Regions from separate parts of the Homo sapiens genome. Here region 1 is linked to region 2. Evidence: read pairs that join two places in POLR2A ChIA-PET (ENCODE). Cell type or tissue: OCI-LY7. All regions are shown on one strand.

Region 1 (2,500 bases), 88 kb after region 2:
CCTGCACATTGTGCACATGTACCCTAAAATTTAAAGTATAATAATAATAAAATAAAATAAACTATAAAGAAAAAGAATCTCTGGGCTAGCATTAGGCATTGGGATTTTTAAAAGGTCCCCAGATAATTCCAATTAAATCAAGTCTAGCCTAAAGCTGCCTCCTTACATTTTTTTTTTTTTTTTTTTTTTTTTTTTTTTTTTTTTTGAGACGGAATCTCGCTCTGTCACCCAGGCTGGAGTGCAGTGGCACGTTCTCGGCTCACTGCAAGCTCCATCTCCTGGGTTCACGCCATTCTCCTGCCTCAGCCTCCCGAGTAGCTGGGACTACAGGCGCCCACCACCACGCCCGGGTAATTTTTTGTATTTTTAGTATAGCCAGGATGGTCTCGATCTCCTGACCTCGTGATCTGCCCGCCTCGCCTCTCAAAGTGCTGGAATTACAGGCGTGAGCCACTGTGCCCTGCCCGCCTCCCTACGTATTTTAAGGTTGGCCTAAAAGTTTTTCTTTACATCGTGAACTATAACAAGTGGAGGTGTAAACAGACAGTAGCCTACCCTTGTGCCAGTCACTAAGTTTTGATCAATCAAATGTAGTCAACTGTTCAAACCGTGATCAAATAAGGTAATGTCAACCTGTAACCAATCCAACTGTTTCTCTACCTTATTTCCTTTTCTGTACATCACTTTTCCTTTTCTGTTCATAAATCTTCTTCCACCACGTGACTGTGCTGGAGTCTCTGAGCCTCTGGCTAGAGGAGGGGCTGCCCGATTCGCGCATCATTCATTGCTCAATTAAACGCCTTTAAATTTAATTTGGCTGAAGTTTTTCTTTTATCAGTACAGCTGCCGTGAAAACTAGTGATTTTAAAAATAGCATGCATCCTAGGTTAGAATGCTAAACGCCTGCGGAAAACTCAATTCTGCTGAACTCTACTCCATTTTGTCCTGTTCAATGAGAGCCTTTTTTTGAATTTGTCTTTCTCAGAGCTTTGCTAATTAAACATTTTCAAGAGAACTCAGGAAAGAAAAAGTCTTTAAGAGAATCTCTTGCAGTTCCACACTGGCAAACAAAAGGCCTGCAAAATAGTATATCCTAGATGGATCTTAGCTTTTTTTTTTTTTTTTTGACAAGCACCTAATTCAAATTTAAAAGAAGAAAAATTGTGTGTTGCATTCAATGTCTTAATAAAGTTTTCTGTCATCTCGTGATGCATTGTTCCTGTCATCAATTCTGATTTACTGCAGCTGTTTCCTGCAAAACGCAAAAGCGTAACTTCAACAAGTTTCATTTCCTATAAAGATAAAAGTACAGAAAGTTGTGGATACATCTCTGGGCAAATCTGTTACTGCAGAAGCTGATGAAAAATGGTGCCAGAGCTATTTACGCAATGAGAGCTTTCTGATGCTTTAGGGCTGGGGACTTCTCGTTTCCTTGATCTCACCTGGTTCATGGAGCAGTATCGTTCTTGTCATTGATGCTGCACCTCAGAGATTTGTTGCTACTGTATTGGCTGTTGTGGTTGTTTCCATCAAAGATGAGCAAGAATTGCTTTGAAGAAAATTTTACAACACCCAATTGTCAATGAGTTATTATAAGTGATATGACTGAACTTTAGCTCTAAGTGAATAGAAGTGTCTAAATTACACCTGCACCATCCTCTTGACTACTCACTAGTGAGATGGAGACTAATTCATCTAAATTCTCTACACTTCACAAAGGCAGGAATTCTTGTCTATGTTGTTTACTCCTATATACACAGCACTTAGTACCAAGCACATGGAAAGCTGAATTTGTTGAATTTGCTGACTGAATGTAGCCCTTTTATCTAGCTGTGTCTGTAGGCTCTAGACCTTCCACCATTCTGAGGTAATTGCTTGCCTAGATGCTCGTGCAAACCATTGAATTCTCTCTCTCCTGTCCTTCACAACCAAACAACTCAAAAGCAGAGTCTGCTTTCAGGTTTGAATGTTTTCATATCGCGTTCATTTTTCAGTGAATTACAGTCTGTCTATTCTCTCTAATACTTTTCTAGAATTGTTTCCCCAAATGCTGCCAATGACTTCTTAATTGTTGAATCCAGTGGATTCTACTCAATTCTCATTCTGTGAGATTTAACAACACTGCCCTTTTGCTTCCTTGCCTTTTGAGACACATGCCCTTCCTTAGCTTCCAAGATGGGACACTCTTAACTCTCTCTCCTACTTTCTTAGACATACACAATTTCATCTTCACTAGTTGCATTTTTTCTGACAACCAAATGTGCACATTCCTTACAAAGTGTTACCTTCCCCCAAAAACTCTCATCCATTCCCATAACTCAGTCTATCAATTTTAGGTAACTAATTCATGTAATTGCATTTTCAATCCTGTTTACTCATCTGATTTCCAAGCCTGCATGTCCGGGTATTTGCAAATTATTTCATAATGATCTCCTATCTGCAATGTAAAACTATAGAGCTGGTCCAGTCTGAGCCCGCGGTCTAATTCCCATGCACCTCC
Region 2 (2,500 bases):
TTCTGAGATCAGAAGATTCATCTTCCACATTTTATAAAAGAGATAACTGAAGCCCAGAGTAAGAAGGACTTGCTCAAGCACACAGATGGATCAGTGACAGATGGGTCAGTGACAGAGCTGGGATAGGAGGAGAGGATTTCAGTTTCTAAGTCCAGAACTATGACTCCAACCAATGAATGCTGTGAACTCTTCAAAACCCTCTTCCATAATCCTGGGTTCTAGACTGCAGCTTCAATCATCAGGAGCATATACCAGCCTCATGCACCATCCATGTGTCCTCATCTGTGCCTAGCCAGGCCCTGTATCTTCTTGAGTCAGGATGTGGCTTTTCCCTAAATCACCTCTATGGGTGTGTGGCAGGGAAGAGAGAAAGGCTGCTACGGAGAGAAGCAAAGGCTTTATAGCTGCTTCCTCCCTTTCTCCCTCCAAGGTTTGTGGGAAAAGTGGCTACAGTCTGATAATATTTCTGTTTGTGAATGGGTGGAGAGAGAAGCACAGGGTCTAAGCCCATGTGCCTCTGCCTCATGCCCTGTCACTTAGGAAAATCGAAGGCATATGCTTGTCATATTGAACAAATATTGATTGTCAATTCAAGATCAATTGCTTGTCAATTGAAAGCCTATTTTATGTTCCCACAGACCTATAGATAGGTTTTCCAACTTTTCCAGTTTGCCTCCACCTTTTCTCTGAAGCTGCTCTTTTATGTAAATCAAAGTCATGGATTCAGTTTACCAGAGGGGACCGAAGTCCATATTCTAGAAGCCCTGAAGGCAACAGAATGATTCTAAGGCTATTGAGGAAGTCATGGGAGATGTTGGCAGTGACCTGAGCAGCACTGTCTCTATCTTGAGTGCTATAGAGAGTCAATGGGCCAGAACCCCTCTCCCTAAGGAGGAATTATCCATGCATTTTCTTATTCAATAAGCATTTACTAATTATATCACATGATTAACTAAATAGCGACAAGAGATACAAAGATGAATAAAACACAGTTTGTGCCCACACAAGGAAACAGGAAGGAAACAGACCCAAGGAAGCACCATTGCAGTACAATGGACAGAGGACTAATAGTGTCACGTGCTGATTCTGTGATGAGAACCCAATGCAGAGTTTCTCTTCCAGGACCTGAGCAGCTTGACCTCAAATGCAGTGAGTTCTGTTACTGCAGGAGCAGGCCTCTTCCTCCTTGCTGACAGCATGGTAGCCCTGAGGACTGCCTCTCAACATTGTGGCTCAGAAATGGATTATCTATCCTCATTGCCTTATTCGGAGTACTATTATCCAATATATGAAATCAAAGATTGTCTCCTGACCAGTGTCAGTTTAACAGTGAGTAGTTTCAGACTGAATATCCTGTCATGTGAAATCTCTGTGTCTCCCCTTTGCATACTCTCTGCTTTTCTGGCAGTCTCTGGTTGGTCGGTCCGAATGCCTGGAGACAGACAGAAATAAACAAAAACTTGTGGTTGGAAGAGGCCTGTCTGCTGACTGCATGGTGTGGGGGATGTACTATAGAAAGTCAAAAGAGGAAATCATGAAGGACAGTAGGGAGTCTATCCCTCCACTGGTCTTTCTTAATCACAAACGTTCCAACCTTAATGGGTTTAACTCTTAAAGTACAACCTTTGTTGTACTCATCACAGGCAGAAATATTCTTCCTACTCATCACAGGCAGAAATATTCTTCATTTGAATTATATTTTAATTTGGGATTCTTTTGGGTTCTTTTCCAGGGGTTGGATGCCCCTACCCCTTAAAGATGCTTGTCTTCTGATCATCAGTGAATTGAGGACTAGCAGAGGCTGTACGGTGTTTAAGTTAATCTTCAAATGCAAGCCTGTATGCTACATTATGTTAGGCACAAAACTTGAACCTTAAGTCCAAATACATAGTTATTTTGTACTTTGGTCTAACAGGGCTGACAGAGAGTGGTGGGAAGGGAGACAACGGATTTGACTTCTAGAAAAAATGTCAACCTCTCTGGGCAGCATTTTCTTGGCACCTTTCTCCCAAACTTGATGATCACTACCTGTTCGTGGTGACAAGCCTTGCTTATTCAATCCTATAAATATAGTATCATGGTGTTAAAACCATAAACCAGTGGCCTTTTAAGAAGAAAGACTTCTTCCTCTATGAATCCTCCTAGTAGGAGCACAGGGAACCCAAGGTAGTATCTCTCATTCCCTTGGATCCATCTATCTCACAAATCTCAGAAAATGTGTGCAAGCTTTTGCACTCCTGTGGGTCTGCTCATGTGACCCAGAGATTGTCAAAAGCAACCCCTTTGGTTCAGGAGCTTGAGGAAGTGGAAGAGCACAGAGACCTGTCTGGAGGAAACCCAGTAGATAGTGTCATCCTGGTGTAGGACAGACATGTGGTAAAGCAATGGGGGTGGGAGAGGCATATTGGGGGTTTAATTTAAAGAAAATGAATTTCATTACCCCAAACTGCTTCCCATTCTGAGACAACTGGAGTCCAAAAGAACTTCCTACAATATGAGA

Evidence for each region. ChIA-PET counts read pairs that join two places held together with the same protein. Peaks named below come from ENCODE experiments on the same cell type or tissue, not always from the same donor. Only the 100,000 strongest peaks of a DNase experiment are listed, where the experiment ranks them.
Region 1: POLR2A ChIA-PET joins it to region 2 with 8 read pairs; 2 of 35 experiments call an interaction of 5 or more read pairs at or near these places.

Annotation. Positions count from the first base shown.
Region 1 is chr11:60,475,891-60,478,390 of GRCh38, forward strand. No RefSeq gene overlaps it. Among named protein-coding and RNA genes, the nearest start is that of MS4A12, 16 kb to the right of the region's middle. In OCI-LY7, no CTCF peak of the experiment used is centred here; a DNase peak (open chromatin) is centred at 1,311; H3K4me3 peaks cover 2,096 bases; H3K27ac peaks cover 2,278 bases.
Region 2 is chr11:60,388,268-60,390,767 of GRCh38, forward strand. It overlaps MS4A7 (membrane spanning 4-domains A7), which reads left to right. Exons shown (of 7, transcript NM_021201.5): 5 at 1,123-1,329. Among named protein-coding and RNA genes, the nearest start is that of MS4A14, 6.9 kb to the right of the region's middle. RefSeq lists an enhancer at 1,230-1,299. In OCI-LY7, no CTCF peak of the experiment used is centred here; a DNase peak (open chromatin) is centred at 1,424.